Linked DNA regions of Homo sapiens: region 1 is linked to region 2. Evidence: read pairs that join two places in POLR2A ChIA-PET (ENCODE). Cell type or tissue: K562. All regions are shown on one strand. Each heading gives the region's core, and the rest is flanking DNA. Links, peaks and the distances in the headings are about the cores only.

Region 1 (8,394 bases), core at 1,929-6,928, 64 kb after region 2:
AGGAGTTAGAGACCAGCCTGGACAACATTGCAAAACCCCATCTCTATTTTAAAAAAAGTAAAAACATTCTTTTTTTCGAGACAGAGTCTCACTCTGTTGCTCAGGCTAGAGTGCAGTGGCGTGATCTCGGCTCACTGCAACCTCCGCCTCCCTGGTTCAAGTGATTCTTCCTGCCTCAGCCTCCTGAGTAGCTGGGACTACAGGCGCATGCCACAACACCTGGCTAATTTTTGTATTTTTTAGTAGAGACCAGGTTTCAACATATTGGCCAGGCTGGTCTTGAACTCCTGACCTCGCAACCCGCCCACCTTGGCCTCCCAAAGTGCTGGGATTACAGGAGTGAGCCACGGCACCCAGTCAATGTAAAAACATTGTAAAAATAAACTCTCTGCTCTCTATTTTCCTTAAATAAACTCTCTTTTTAGAAAAAAGTAAAGTCCGGGCACAGTGGTTCACACCTGTAATCCCAGCACTTTGCAAGGCTGAGGTGGGCAGATCACTTGAGGTGAGGAGTTCAAGACCAGTCTGGCCAACATAGTGAAACCCTGTCTCTACTAAAAATACCAAAATTAGCTGAGCATGGTGGCGCTCACCTGTAGTCCCAGCTACTTAGGAGGCTGAGACAGGAGAATAGCTTGAACCTGGGAGGCGGAGGTTGCAGTGAGCCAAGATTGTGCCACTACCCTCCAGCCTGGGAGACAGAGTGAGACACCATCTCAAAAAAAAAAAAAAAAAAAGAACCAAATATCTCTCATTTTGCTTCTAAATACTCCAGAGGGGAATAAGGTGTGGGTTAGATAAAAGTGAAACAAGAATGGCCATGTGAGATTGATAATTATTGAAACCAGGTGACATGATGCGAGGGTAGGGTTAATTATATTCTATAATACTTTTATGTATGTTTGGAATTTGTCATAATAAAATTTTTGTAAAAGATACTTTCCTTTATTTTTCCTTAGCACAGTTGAGACAAGCATAAAATAAACTTTCCAGGCTGGGCATGTTGGCTCATGCCTGTAATCCCAGCACTTTGGGAGGCCAAGGTGGGTAGATCACTTGAGCCCAGGTGTTCAAGTCCCAGCTACTCAGGAGGCTGAGGTTGGGGGATCATCTGAGCCCAGGAGGTCGAGGCTGCAGTAAGCCTTGATTGTGCCACTGCACCTCAGCCTAGGCAACAGAGCAAGACCCTGTCAAAAACATTCCAAAAAAAGTTACTAAATGCTGAGATAGCAAAACAGCAATGAGTAGAGAAACAGAAAGAAACCATTAAAAAAGCTGTAATAGGCCGGGCGCAGTGGCTCATGCCTGTAATCCCAGCACTTTTGGAGGCCGAGGTGGGTGGATCACGATGTAAGGAGATCAAGACTATCCTGGCTAACATGGTGAAAACCCATCTCTACTAAAAATACAAAAAATTAGCCGGGCATGGTGGCAGGCGCCTGTAGTCCCCGCTACTCGGGAGGCTGAGGCAGGAGAATGGCGTGAACCCGGGAGGCGGAGCTTGCAGTGAGCCGAGATTGCACCACTGCACTCCAGCCTGGGCGATAGAGCCAGACTCCGTCTCAAAAAAAAAAAAAAAAAAGCTGTAACATATAGATTTTGATTCTTCCTTAGCTTGCATATTCCCAGGGTTTCTAGATGGTATTATACTTAAACTCTTGTCTTCTAAAATAATTACAATCGCCAGACCAGCTGCGGTGGCTCATGCCTGTAATCCCAACACTTTGGGAGGCCGAGATAGGCAGATCAGCTGAGGTCAGGAGTTCAAGACCAGCCTGGCCAACATGGTGAAACCCCGTCTCTACTAAAGACCAGGCATGGTGGCACATGCCTGTAGTCCCAGCTACTGGGAAGGCTGAGGCAGGAGAATCGCTTGAGCCCAGGAGGTGGAGGTTGCAGTGAGCCGAGATCGCACCAATGCACTCCAGCCTTGGTGACAGAGTGAGACTCCGTATCAAAAAATAATAGCTACAGTTGCCACGTGTGGTGGCTCATGCCTGTAAACACAACACTTTGGAAGTCTGAGTCAGGAGGAGTGCTTGAGCCTAGGAGGTTGAAGCTGCAGTGAGCCCCAGATCATGCCACTGTATTCTAGCCTGGGTGACACAGTGAGACTGTGTCTCAAAAAAAAAAAAAAAAAGGGCTGGGTGTGGTGGCTCACACCTGTAATCCCAGCACTTTGGGAGGCCAAGGCAGGCAGCTCACCTGAGGTCAGGAGTTTGAGACCAGCGTGGTGAAACCCCATCTCTACTAAAAATAGAAAAATTAGCGAGGCATGGTGGCGTGCGCCTGTAGTCCCAGCTACTCAGGGGGCTGAGGCAGGAGAATCACTTGAACCTGGGAGGCAGAGGTTGCAGTGAACTGAGATTGCGCCACTGCACGCCAGCCTGGGTGACTGAGAGAGACTCTGTCTCAAAAATATATATATATTTTTATCATGGATTAGTTTCAGATGAATAATGTCATAAATAACCATAGGCTCTAAACACCTTATATTTTCCAGGGCTTTATAAATTTGCTCAACTAAGCCTTTTTCTGCTTCATACATGATTACCACCATCACTTGTTACCCATTTTAGCAGATTCCACTTTGGGTTATACTGAATTATTGTTTTCTCAACTTAAAAAGAATACGTATATATATAATGCACACACACACACACACATATATATGTAAAAACTCTGCAAGGCAGGCATTTGGTGCTGGGCTCTTACCTGTTCACTTGCCATTACTGAGGGAATCCTGGTTAGTTTCTTTTCCTCTGCTGACTAATATGCTTAAATTCAGCTGGTCATCACGTCTGGTCTGAGTTCAAGTCTTTTATTTATTTATTTTGTTATTGTTTGTTTGTTTTTTTGAGATGGAGTCTCGCTCTGTCGCCCAGGCTAGAGTGCAATGGCATGATCTCGGCTCACTGCAACCTCTGCCTCCTGGGTTCAAGTGATTTTCCTGCCTCAGCCTCCTGAGTAGCTGGGATTACAGGCGCGCGCCAACATGCATGGCTAATTTTTGTATTTTTGTAGACACTGGGTTTCACCATGTTGGGCAGGCTGGTCTTGAACTCCTGACCTCAGGTGATCCGCCTGCCTCGGCCTCCCAAAGTGCTGGGATTACAGGTGTGAGCCACCACACCCGGCCTATTTATTTATTTTTGAGACAGAGTCTCACTCTGTCACCCAGGCTGGAGTGCAGTGGCATGATCTTGGCTCAGTGCAACCTCTGCCTCCCAGGCTCAAGCGACTCTCATGCCTCAGCTTCCCGAGCAGCTGGAATGACAGGTGTGTGCCAACACGTCTGGCTAATTTTTGCATTTGTAGTAGAGACAGCGTTTCACCCTGTTGGCCAGGCTGGTCTCGAACTCCCGACCTCAGGTGATCTGCCTGCGTCAGCCTCCAAAAGTGCTGGATTACAGGCATGAGCCACTGTGCCTGGCAGAGGTTAAGTCTATTAGAGATGAGGGCCCACTGTGTTGCCCAGGCTGGTCTCGAATTCCTGGGCTCAAGCAGTCTGCTGTCCTTGGCCTCCCAAAGTGTTAGGATTACAAGCATGAGCCACCATACCCGGCCAACTTTTCAGAATATTGCCTATAGTTATTCCATGCACACTATTCAAGAGAAATGTATTTGTCAGTGATTTTATATTCAGCATTGGCACCTCAAATAAACAACAATTGAGCACTAATGGTAACATCTATCAAGTCGTTGATAATCAAGGAAAATCATTCAAAATCATTTTTCTTTGGACACTTTTCTTCTGCTACGACAAACACAATTTAATGAACTCACCGCCAGTAAGCAGCTTTCTTTGGCTAACACATAAGCCCCTTGGAAACTTACTTTTGCAGTTTCATTTTCATTTTTTCTTTTCTTTTTTTTTTTTGAAACAGGGTTTCACTCTGGCACCCAAGTTGGAGTGCAGTGGCATGATCACAGCTCACTGCAGCCTCTACCTCCAGGGCTCAAGTGATTCTCCCACCTCAGCCTCCCAAGTAGCTGGTACTATAGGCATGTGCCACCACACCTGCCTAATTAAAAAATTTTTTTTTGTACAGGCAGGGTCTTGCTATGTTGCCCAGTCTGGTCTCAAACTCCTGGGCTCAAGTGATCCTCCCACCTTGGCCTCCCAAAGTGTTGGGATTATAAGCATGAGCTACCACACCCAGCCTCATTTTTCATTTTTGTGCAGAAATTCTGATAAGATGTTCCATTTGAAATTTTCCTATTTTTTTTCTTTATTTCTTTCTTTTTTTTTTTTTTTCCTTTTTCTGAGACGGGTTTTGCTTTGTCACCCAGGCTGGAGTGCGGTGGCATGATCACAGCTCACTGCAGCCACGACTTCCTGGGCTGAGGCAGTCTTCCCACCTCAGCTTCCCAAGCAGCTGGGAGCACAGGCACATGCCACCACTCCTGGCCAATTTTTTTTTTTTTTTGGTAGTGATGAGGTCTTGCTGTGTTACCCAGGATGGTCTCAAATTCCTGGGCTCAAGCAGTTCTCCTGCCTCAGCCTCCCAAAGTGTTGGGATTACAGGCATGAGCCACAGCACCTAGCCAAAATTTTCCAATTTTTCTGACTGTTGCTTTCCTATAAATTGGTAATACTGTGATGACTGCTTAGTCTAAGTTAACATACATTTTATTCTTTTAGCACAGATACGGTGTCACTGCATAATAAACACAATACTTCGCAATTGTATGCTTTTTTTTTTTTTGAGACAGTTTTACTCTTGTCACCCAGGCTGGAGTGCAGTGGTGCAATCTCGGCTTACTGCAACCTCCGTCTCCCGGGTTCAAGTGATTCTTCTGCCTCAGCCTCCCAAGTAGCTGGGATTACAGGTGTGAGCCACTGCGCCCCCGACCTTGCAATTGTATACAGTAACAAAATAATCTACACTTTGCCTTGAAAGTGTGACATCCAAAGTCTACTTTTCTGGCCTGGTGTGGTGGCTCATGCCTGTAATCGCAGCACTTTGGGAGGCTGGGGCAGGAGGATCACTTGAGGTCAGGAGTTTGAGACCAGCCTGGGCAACATAGCAAGACCCCATTTCCACAAAAAATTTTTAAAAATTAGCTGTGCATAGTGGCCCCAGCTACTCAGGAGGCTGAGGTAGGAGAATTGCTTGAGCCCAGGAGGTCAAGGCTGCAGTTAGCTGTGATTAAACACCACGGCACTCCAGCTTGGGCATTGAGACAGCGAGACCCTGTCTCAAAAAAAGAAAATTATACTTTTCTTCTTTTGATACAAGAACGTGCATTGGCAATTTTTTTTTTTTTTTTTTTTGAGAAGGAGTCTTGCTCTGTCGCCAGGCTGGAGTGCAGTGGCATGATCTCGGCTCACGGCAACCTCCGCCTCCCAGGTTCAAGTGATTCCTCTACCTCGGCCTCCTGAGTAGCTGGGACTACAGGCACCCACCACCACACCTGGCTAATTTTTGTATTTTTAGTAGAGATGGGGTTTCACCATGTTGATCAGGCTGGTCTCGAACTCCTGACCTTGTGATCTGCCCACCTCAGCCTCCCAAAGTGCTGGGATTACAGGCGTGTGCCACCACGCCTGGCCAAAATACTGCTGAATTATAATTGCAGCACTCCAACTTGTAGTGCACTGAGCAGCAGCACAAAGGGATGAGAGTGCCAGGTACGTGTCTGCCACAACTACTCAACTCTGCCATTGTAGTGGGAAAGCAGCCACACTGTATGTGACTTTGTCCCAATAGGTTTAGGTACAGCTATATTCCAGGAAAACTTTATTTATGGGCCCTGAAATTTGAATTTCACATAATCTTCATGTATCATGAGATATTCTTTTGATTTTCCCCCCAACCGTTTAAAGATGTAAAAACCACTCTTGACTGGGTGCGGTGGCTCACGCCCAACACTTTGGGAGGCTGAGGTGGGTGGATCACCTGAGGTGAGACCAGCTTGATCAACATGGAGAAACCCTGTCTCTACTAAAAATACAAAAGTAGCCAGGCGTGGTGGCACATGCCTGTAATCCCAGCTACTTGGGAGGCTGAGGCAGGAAAATTGCTTGAACCCGGGAGGCAGAGGTTGCGGTGAGCCAAGATCGTGCCATTGCACTCCAGCCTGGGCAACAAGAGCAAAACTCCATCTCAAAACAAACAAACAAACAAAAAAACACTCTTTGCCCACAAGCCATAAAGGTAGAGTTGATGGGCAAGATTTGGCCCATGGGCCATTGTTTGCCAACTTTAGGTCAAAAATCTTCTATATTGAATGTGTGCCTTTTGTGTTGCTCCCAGTGTGACCCAGAACTTTTTTAAGGTCACTACCACAAATTCTTTTTTGTTTTTTTGAGACGGAGTCTTGCCCTGTCGCCGAGGCTGGAGTGCAGTGGCGCAATCTTGGCTCACTGCAACCTCCGCCTCCCATGCTCAAGCGATTCTCCTGCCTCAGCCTCCTGAGTAGCTGGGATTACAGGCGCCTGCCACCACGCCTGGCTAATATTTGTATTTTTAGTAGAGACAGGGTTTGACCATGTTGGTCAAGCTGGTCTCAAACTCCTGACCTCGTGATCTGCCCGCCTTGGCCTCCCAAAGTGCTAGGATTACAGGCGTGAGCCACCGTGCCCAACCTACTACCACAACTTCTAATAGATGTCTTCCCCTAAAAAAGACCCCTGATTATAACCACACAGCCTTGATAAATTCAATATTGGTTTGCATCTTACTTCATCTCTGTGTCTAGCCCAATTCTCTAGTTCAGAGTATTCAGTTCCAGATAGCCTGGCACATGATCCGGGCATATCCCACAGCACTGTCAACATCTGTGCCAGATGGAGCTCCCTCATCTAGTTATAGTATTCCAACCAGAAGGGTTACTTGAGCCATCAGAGTTAGGTTCTAGAACACAGAGCAAAGGCCAAATACTACCCATACCCACAACACAAAAACTGCCTCTCAGATATCGTGTTTCATCTGAGACTGAAGCTTAAAACACCGATTCTCAGTGCTGACTGAACATTTGATCACCTGCATAGCATAAAAAAACAACAACAACAAAAAGCCCAGTCCTGATCCCAGAAGACTGATTTATTTATTTGGCTTGCAGGGAGACCTGAGTACTATATTAAAAAAAAATAATGTATTAAAATGGTTCAAATATAAAGTGATACAAATGGTATTTATTGAGAAGTCCTGCTCCCATCCCATCCGACTTGGAGGACCCTATAGTTAACTACTTCTATTCATCTCTTGTGTATCACACAAATGTTTATGTAAGAATATTTTTATTTTCCCCCTTTCTTACACTAAAGGAAACATATCCACTCTTCTGCGTCTTGCTTTTTAAAAATCTAACAATATATCCTGGAATAATTTCCACATCAGCATTTTGAGAGTTTCCTTGTTGTTTGTTTGTTTGTTTTTATATTTGCATACTATTCCATTGTGAAGATAGACCATAGTCTATTTAACCAGTCTCCATACTTAGATATTTATTTCCAAACTCTCGTTACAAACAATGCCATAATGTATAACTTTGTGCATACATCATTTCATATGTATGCAGGCATTTCTGTAGGATGAATTCCCAGAAGTGGAATTAAATGATAGATTAAATGATAAATGTGCATCTATAGCTATGGTCAAATTGCCCTCCATGATGCTTTTAGCATTTGGTACTATTGCAGCAATATAGGAGAATACCTGTTTACTCACAGCTTCATCAACAGCGTGTGTCACAATGGGCTGGGATTATGCAGCAGTGGCTTAACTATTTCTGACACAGGGCAATGTTCCTCGGTGCAGCGGCTCAGATCCAGGGTGGTGAAACTCCCCCATCCTGAGGCTGCACCAAATGGAACACTTCACCTTCTCACTTAGTAGCTGAATTGGGGAACAGAACTGGAGAATCCCCATAGTTTGATTAATAGCACCAGCTATTAAATCCTTCAGCCCAGAGGAAAATATGTTAATTCTGCTCACATTTTATGGGCCAGAATGAGTCACATGCTAAGCCTAAATTCAGGGGGTGCAGGAAATTGTATAGTCCATATTCTCAGAAGTAGAGGAGAACTGGATATTAATAAAATTTTATGTTCAACTTTTAGACTCTTGCCAATCTGATAGGTGAAAAAAAATGTTCAAAGTAGTTTTATTTTGCATTGCTCTTATTAGGAGTGAGGTCAAGCATCTTTTCATATGTTCAAGGGCTATCATGAGTATTTATTAAAACTTCTAGCCAATTCTAATGTGCAACCAGGCTTGCACCTCCTGGGGCTTTCCTACTCAGTTTAGATTTTCTGAGAGAAACATCTTTTCCCTCCATGATTAGTAGGACCACAGTGACTGACCAAGGGAGAATTCGTTCTATAGCTGAGACTGCCTTTTATGTAATAGCAATAGGGTGTCTCATTATAAAATGGCTTTCAGTCAA
Region 2 (8,394 bases), core at 2,307-7,306:
CTGCAAACACGCCTGGGACATTGGTCTGCATCATCTGTAGAGAGAGGGCCCAGAGCTCCATGGGTGTGACAGGGGCCCTGACCTGAACCTCCTGCCACTCCCAGCCCAGCACCGGGTCCTCCCCACCCAGTGCCATCCACCCCACCTTGTTGACAGGGATGAAGCCTCGGGAATCCAAACCGATGCCGCTTTGCCTCAGGAAGCCTGTGGCGGGCACTGCACCTGACAGGACGGAAGCCTGTGTCCACTCCCCTGTCCCTGCCTTCTGCGTAGTCACTCTCCACACCCTACAGCATGCGCTTGATGTGCCAGCCCCAGACTGATCCTCCAGGGGCTGTCTACCTGAGGCCTTCATGCACCCTGGTCCCCACTACCCGGTCTCCCACAGACCCGGTGCCTCCCGCAAGACCTCAGATATCACCTTCTCCAAGAAGTGCTCCATGAGGCCCTTAAGTGGAGGGACAGCATGCCATACCTCCTCAGCCCCTGCAGGTGCTACCACCTCCCATCTTGGCCCCTACCCAAATTGGCACTTCAGCTGGAGCAGAAGCCAGTTCGAGTCTCGTCTATGTCAACTCTCGCAGGGCATGGAGATGAGTGTTACTGGGCAGCGGGCACTGGGAGCATCCACTGTGCCAGGCCTGGGCTGAGCCCAGTACATACCTTCCCCAACAGCTCCGTAAAGTGGGGGCGGTTGGGGGTTCCCATTTGACAGATGTGGTGGAAACTGAGGCTCTGGGAGGGGAAGGGACTAGCCCAAGGTCACATGTGAGCATGTGCAGACGGCTGGGCTGCTTTGTGCCTGCCTGCCCACACACCAACTCACCAATGCCCACCACGCAGACGTCAGCCCGCACGACCTTGCTGCTCTTCAGCACAACCTCCTTCAGCTGTGGGGAGTGGGTGGATAAACAGGTGGACCCAGCTCCCAGGCTCAGGGGACAGAGGACAGAAAGCAGCAGGGAGAAGGGAGAAGGGCCCACCTTTCCCTCCTGGCCCCGCAGCTCAGACACCTCCGTCTGCATGTAGAACTTCACCCGGTTGTTCTCAAACATCTGTCAGGGCAAGTGGGCAGGTGGGCGGTGGATGAGAGCCCAGCCAGGGGCCGGGCTGGGCCCCAGGGCTCCAAGGCACTGGGTGCTGGGGTGGGCTCACCTTCATGAGGGCACGACCCACGCGCTCCCCCAGGAACCTCCTGAAGGGCGTCTCCTCCAGCTCCACCACAGACACAGAGTGGGCCTTCTCCGTCAGGTAAGCGGCCACCTCCATCCCTGGTGATGGGCAGGGGGTGGCAGGCTGGCACCTGCACCTTCCTCGACCAGAACTTCCCTGGGACTGGCCATGACGACCTGACCACCATCTCCACTGCCCACTACCTCTCACCCAGGAAGCCGGCTCCCACGACGACCACGTTGCGGCCTCGGGCCAGCCTCACCACGCGATTGGCATCCTCTGGCGTCCGGATAGTGAACACGTTCTCCACTTCTTTGCCTTTGCAGCTCAGAGTCTTGGGGCTGAGACATGGCCGTGTCAGTGAGGGCCTCCTGGCAGCCCCAGCCCCGTCCAGGCCAGTGCCCTGCCTAGTGTCCGATGGGTAAAAAGGAGACCCTCCCACCTGCTCCCTGGTGCCAGCAGCAGCTTGCTGTACTCCAGCTTGAAGCCATCCTTGAACACGACCTTCTTAGTTCTCACGTCCACTGTGACCACCTGCAATCCCCACCAGGCAGAGCATGAGCTTGGGCATGGGGCTGGGCCTCGCCGCCCACTCCCCGGTCCTGCAGTACACCCACAGCCCAGCCACAGCCTCTGAGAAGCTCCCATTAAAACAGATCCTGCCACCTGGGCTTCATTCTTTACGCTTCAGACATCACCTTCCCCTCAAACCTCTCCTTACCCTCCCAAGTCCCACCAGTATCTCCTATCCAGCCCTGATCGTTCATCTCCACACACCGTGGGGCTCTGTGTGTGCCTATGACCCATCAGGAAAAAGCTCCTTGCTGTCTCCCAAGCCTGGAGCACCTCCCAGGTGCCTGGGCTGTGGGGCCAGGAAGGTAGAGCACCAAGACCCCACCCCAGGGGCCCACACAACCTCACGGTTCCCACCTTCCCTCCTCGGGCCTGTTTCCCACCCTTGACCCTGTACCTGAGCCTCGGTGAGCACCTCGATGCCATAGGCTCGGAAAAACTCCTTGGGCCTCAGGGCCAGCTGCTCAGGCTGTGTGTCCAGGGACTGCAGGGGAGAGCCAGCTTGAGAGGAGCCAGTTTACAGCAGAAGACACTGGGGCCCAGGGAAGGTGGGGCCAGCCCCAGTCACATAGGGGCTGCAGGACAGAACTCAGCAAACCCAGATCTGGCCAGGCGCAGTGACTCATGCCTGTGATCCCAACACTTTGGGAGGCTGAGACAGGAGGATCGCTTGAACCAGGAGTTCAAGACCAGCCTGGGCAGCATGACAAAAATGACCTCATTTCTACAAAAAATACAAAATATTAGCCAGGCATGGTGGTGCGCGCCTGTAGTCCTAGCTACCCGGGAGGCAGAGGTGGGAGGATCGTTTGAGCCCGGGAGGTGGAGGTCGACGCTGCAGTGAGCCGTGAGACAGGCACTGCTCTCCAGCCTGAGTGACAGAGCAAGACTCTGTCTCAAAAAAAGAAAAGCCAGGTGCAGTGGCTCACACCTGTAATCCTAGCACCTTGGGAGGCTGAGGTGGGCGGATGGGCTGAGCTCAGGAGTTCAAGACTGGTCTGGGCAACATGGTGAAACCCCATCTCTACTAAAAATACAAAAAATTAGCCAGGCATGGTGGTGGTGCACACCTGTAATCCCAGCTACTCGGAAGGCTGAAGCATGAGAATCGCTTGAACCCAGGAGGTGGAAGTTGCAGTGAGCCGAGAAGGCGCCACTGCATCCCAGCCTGGGCGACAGAGTGAGACCCTGTCTCAAAACAACAACAACAAATCTAGATCTTTTGGGGGTACCACGGACAGGCCTGGCATAAGCAGGGAGGGCAGCCGGCCAGACCCCAATGGGGTGACAAGCAAGGCTTGAAGTGGGCTTAACTGGGACCCAGAGGGATAGGGTCCCTACTTGCCCCACCCCCTGTACCTTGCTGAGCTTGGGACGGTCGTAGGGAAGGTGCCGGTCTAGCGTGCACAGGACGATCCGGTCGGAGAAGCCCTCCTGCCGCAGTGTCTCTGCACACACCAGGCCAGCTGCACCTGAGGGGAGGGGCCCGTGGGCCAGGAACCACTTCTCACCAATCCCATCTCCCACCCTGCCCCTCATGACCCCACTACCAACCTGCACCCACAATGAGCACATTGGTGCTACTGCTGTACCCAGCACTTGGAGAGATACACTTGGCCATCACCTTGGTCCTTCGCTGCAGCTGTAGGGCCTGTGGGTGCCAGGAGGGTGGAGGGTCACTGCCATCCTCTGCATGCCATCATCCTGGCAGGCAGGTCCTGGCGCTCCAGCCCAGCCTCATCCCTACCGCAACCCCTCACTCTGCTCCAGTGACACGTGCCAAGCTCCTCCCACCACAGGGCTTTGCACATGGCATTCTCTGGGCCAAGATGCCCTCCCGGCTCCTCCCTTCTGCCTGAGCCCCGAGCTATCCCCTCACCTGCTTGCTGGCCCGGACGTACACCTTCTCCTTCTCAATCTTCACCTGCAAGGGCTGCATTGCTCAGGACCAGCCCCGAACCCCACACCCCCAGGTTCCCACCCCATCGCACTCCTGGCCCCACCTGGAACTTGTGTAGACTGTCCAGGCCAGGGAAGTCCTCCAGGTCCCCAGTGCTGATGTTGAAGCAGGCGCCGTGCCAGGGGCAGCGCACCCGACCACGGGACAGAACGCCTGGGAAGGGGAGGTGTTAGGCTGCGCCCACCAGCAGGGGTTGCTTCCCAAGGATCTCAGTGCCCCGGCAACTGCGGGCCCCTCCCCACAGCCCAGGAGACTTCACTAATAGATGAAGATCCTGGGGTCTGGGGAGGAGCCAAGCTGGCATGGGGCCTGGAAGGTCCCCCTCACGCCTCCCACCTGACAGCTCACCTTTCACCAGGGGTGCGCCGTAGTGCGGACACTTATGGCCCAGGGCGTGGAACTCCCCATTGTCCTTCACCAGCAACACCTTCCCCCAGCCCAGCTCCACTTCCCGCATCCTGGGGAACCGCAGCACTCAGAGGTCAGGCCAGACACCAGGCACAACCTCCTGGCAGCTCCTCCCAGTGTCCAGCCTTCTGGGGAGCAGGCCCAGACCGGTAGAAGCCACAAAGGCAGTGACCAGGGCAGCAGCTGGTCATAGCCCCTTCAGGCCAACCCCGACCCCCGGCTATGGCCCCCTCACCCTCCCACCTTGGGACCCCTGATCCCCGCTCCCAGGCAAGCCCAGAACCCACTGGCCATTCTCGAGGTCCTTGACGTGGCAGACAGCAGCCTCCACGCAATCCTGAGGGCTGGGGTAGGGGTGAGGGGTGGACAGGCGCTCCTCCGTGTGGAAGTGGCGGGCCGTGCCATTGCCCTGGTAGGCCCGGGGGCTGCCCTTCCCACTGGCCGACAGCTCCTCCTTGCCTCGCTCCTTCTCAGGCAGCACCACCTCGATCTTGAGCTCCACTGTGGGCAAGGCAGCGCCTTGAGCCCCCCACCTCAGCCAACTTCCTCCCCCATCCCTCAAGCTGGGTGCAGAGGCCAGCTCCTCGGGGTGCCAGGAGGCTCAGCCCTGCCTGGCAACCTCCCCAGAATTCCCTCTGCACCACCAGCCCAGCAAAGAGCCTTAAACCTGGCACGAAGCAGCGGAGGGGCATGGATGGGTGGGGGTGCTCCCGGGTCTGCTTGAATTCGTTTCTGCATGTCTCTTTTTTCTTTTTTTTTTTGAGACAGGGTCTCACTCTGTCGCCCAAGCTGTAGTGCAGTCATGCAATCTCGGCTCGCTGCAGTCTCTGCCTCCTGGGTTCAAGTGATTCTCCCATCTCAGCCTCCCCAGTAGCTGGGACTTCATGTGCATACCACCACGCCAGAGGTGTGGCGTGACAGGGTTGGTAGAGACAGGGTTTTGCCATGTTGGCCAGGCTGGTCTCAAACTCCTGACCTCAAGTGATCTGCCCGCCTCAGCCTCCCAAAGTGCTGGGATTACAGGCTTGAGCTACCACACCCCGCCTCCTTTTTCAATTACAGTGTTAGTGAGGGGGACACAGAGCTGAGTTCCTTCGACCCTGCAGTTCTCCTGGCTGCAGAAACCTCTGTGGCAGAAAGAACCCTGAGGCCCTACAGTCCTGCATCTTCTGATGGACAATGACAATGTCCCTGACATCTCAGGGTATGACTCATGTACATACAGGAATTCAAAAGTGGCAGCAGCTCAGTTCCCAGCCAGTGAATCTGGGTGACAGGAAGTCAAGGGTTCATTGTTCTAGTCTTACAACTTTCCCATATATTTGAATTTTTTTCAAAAATTAAAAAAAATGTACACAGCATAATTCACAGCATAATTTCAACTTCTTCTTTTTTTTTTTTTTTTGAGATGGAGTTTCGCTGTTGTTGCCCAGGCTGGAGTGCAATGGTGCGATCTTGGCTCACTGCAACTTCCCCCTCCCAGGTTCAAGCGATTCTCCTGCCTCAACCTCTTGAGCAGCTGGGATTACAGGCGTGTGCCACCACACCTGACTAATTTTTGTATTTTTAGTAGAGACAGGGCTCCATGTTGGTCAGGCTGGTCTCGAACTCCTGACCTCAGGTGATCCACCCGCTTCGGCCTCCCAAAATGCTGGGATTACAGGCGTGGGCCACCACTCCCGGCCCGATTTCAACTTCTCAAAATAGCTCTTCTCACCAATTTGAGAATCCTTCATCACTAACCAGGTGCTGGGTTTTCAGTGTCCTCGTGTGCCCTGGGGGTGAACCTGAGCATGGGAATGCATGTGGATGGCACAGAGGGGGCACAGCCCCCCCCCCCCACAGCCTCCATACAGAGCCACTTCCCCAGCGTGCCCACGGGGCCAGCTCTAGCGGGGAGTGAGCCAGAGATTGCCATTTTCTTCTTTATACTTTTGCACATTTTCCAAATTCCCTGTGATGTGCCTGGGATATTTTTCTAATTAGAAGGGAACAATAAACAGAATTTTTAGCAGCAATAATCTGGCCTCCCAGGCTGCTGCTGCAGGGAGGAAGCTGAGTGATGGACACTAAGCCCCTGGCACAGCATGGGCCCGATGCTGGAGCAGGAGGTACCTCTCTCACTTCCCAAGGCACCAGCACCTCTGGGTTTTACCTCTCATCCCTTCCACCTCAGAACTGACACTCCAGAAACCAAGAACCCAGAGAGGCTGCCGAGATGCACCTCCAGGCCTTTGCCTGAGCTGTCCCCTGGGCTGGGGCTGCCATCCTTCCTATCTACCCAGACAAGGCTCAGGAGTTGCCTCTCCTGGCTGCCCAGCCCATCCATCATCTCATGCTCTGCTAAATCCTCCACGCTGGCCAGGTCCCCTCCCCAGCCCCAAGTCCCAGCCCTCAGCTCAGGCCCAGGCATAGCAGGGCACAGGGGCAAAGAAAAGGTCAGTTCCTTGACCCCAGCCCAGCAGGGAGGATGCAGAGCACAGAGCCACACTGAGGCCATCGTATCAGGTGGGGGGTTATGGGTGGGGCTTTCATTCCATTTTCTATACCTTATGTAATGGTGTTAGAATGTTTTTGGAAGAATTAAAAAGAGAAATACTTTGGACTTAGCTGACACCAGCTGTGGAAGCTGTGGGAGCTCACAAATAGCCTGGCAGGGGGGCCAGATAATGCCAAGCCAGGCTGCTCTCATCCTCCACCTCCTCCCAGAAGGCTCCAAGCCCACTCACTGATGCAGTCTAATGGAAGCCATTAAGTCAGGGGCCCTTTGGAAAGGTAGAGGGGAGAGGCGTCTCTGCTCACCCACAAAACTGGATCAGCCCCAGCTCCATGACTTCTGGCTGCCCATAAGACCTGCCTTAGCCCCTTTGGGCCTTAAGATGCCTTTATTATAAAATGGAGAGAAGGCCAGGTGTGGTGGCTCATGCCTGTAATCCCAACACTTTGGGAGGCCAAGGCAGGAGGATCGCTTGAGTCCAGGAGTTCAAGACCAGCCTGGGCAACAGGGTGAGATGCAGTCTCTACAAAAAATTTAAAAATTGCCAGTTGGCCGGGAATGATGGCTCATGCCTGTAATCCCAGCACTTTGAGAGGCCGAGGCAGGCAGATCACTTGAGGTCAGGAGTTCGAGACCAGCCTGGCCAACATGGCAAAACCCAGTCTCTACTAAAAATATAAAAATTAGCCAGGCATGATGGCATGCGCTTATAATCCCAGCTACTTGGGAGCCTGAGGCAGGAGAATCGCTTGAACCTGGGAGGCGGAGGTTGCAGTGAGCCAAGATCAAGCCATTGCACTCCAGCCTGGGTGAGGGAGTGAGATTGTCTCTCAAAAAATAAAAAAGTTAAAAAAATAAATAAAATTGCCAGTCGTGGTGGTGCAGGCCTGTAGTCCCTGCTACTCAGGAGGTGGGAGGATCACTTGAGCCCAGGAGTTCTAGGTTGCTGCGAGCTATGATTATGCGACTTTACTCCAACCTGGGCAACAGAATGAGACCCCATCTCAAAAAATGAAAATAAAACAGAGAGAACAGCAAATGCCTACCTCGTTGGTGACAGTGAATGCTGAAGGAAATACTGTATGTAACCCAGAGTAGAAGCTCAATAGATGGAGTTGGGCAGCAGTGTTTTACCAGTTAGCTCTGAGCCTCCTAGCAGCCATGGTGAGGATGGAAAGCCTTTAGGTATCAGTTATGGCCTAATAAAAGGCAGGTGAACAGATGCTAAGAGAGCTGCACTTCCTCCTAGCTCTGAGCTAGGTGAGGGACTGGTCTGATACCTTCTTATCAACTACTCAGACAGGACACACAGGAGCACAGAGGGAACCCAGGAAGCAGGTGCTGATGCACACGGAGCCACAGAATCGAGTGGAGCAAGATAGAAAGTGAAGGATTTGCACAGAGGTCTTCTGCTTGATCTAGTCTCTTTGTGGCCCCTTAAGACCCCAGCTGAACCCTCAGGCCCCAAATGCTGTCACTCCCATATCTGGAAATTCCCTGAGCCTCATGCCTGACCTGCCCAGCATGGGCACCTGGGGCCTGAGCCTCTGGCTACAGCCCCACAGGGGAGGCCTGGCAGCACAGAGCCCAGCTCAGAAAAGGGATAACAAATAATATTCCTTGGGAGGCCGAGATGGGCGGATCACAAGGTCAGGAGATAGAGACCATCCTGGCTAACACGGTGAAACCCCGTCTCTACTAAAAATACAAAAAAATAGCTGGGCGTGGTGGCGGGCGCCTGTAGTTCCAGCTACTTGGGAGGCTGAGGCAGGAGAATGGCATG

Evidence for each region. Peaks named below come from ENCODE experiments on the same cell type or tissue, not always from the same donor. Only the 100,000 strongest peaks of a DNase experiment are listed, where the experiment ranks them.
Region 1: POLR2A ChIA-PET joins it to region 2 with 5 read pairs; 11 of 35 experiments call an interaction of 5 or more read pairs at or near these places.

Annotation. Positions count from the first base shown.
Region 1 is chr22:20,905,524-20,913,917 of GRCh38, reverse strand. No RefSeq gene overlaps it. Among named protein-coding and RNA genes, the nearest start is that of CRKL, 7.7 kb to the left of the region's middle. RefSeq lists an enhancer at 3,764-3,943. In K562, for the core only: no CTCF peak of the experiment used is centred there; no DNase peak of the experiment used is centred there.
Region 2 is chr22:20,969,528-20,977,921 of GRCh38, reverse strand. It overlaps AIFM3 (AIF family member 3), which reads right to left. Exons shown (of 21, transcript NM_001386814.1): 3 at 4,402-4,615; 4 at 4,055-4,164; 5 at 3,750-3,859; 6 at 3,626-3,670; 7 at 3,301-3,397; 8 at 3,106-3,218; 9 at 2,144-2,230; 10 at 1,616-1,707; 11 at 1,384-1,514; 12 at 1,156-1,271; 13 at 984-1,055; 14 at 827-890; 15 at 146-222; 16 at 1-34. Among named protein-coding and RNA genes, the nearest start is that of AIFM3, 6.5 kb to the right of the region's middle. RefSeq lists a silencer at 5,823-6,014. In K562, for the core only: no CTCF peak of the experiment used is centred there; DNase peaks (open chromatin) are centred at 4,198, 5,301 and 6,439; H3K27me3 peaks cover 3,784 bases.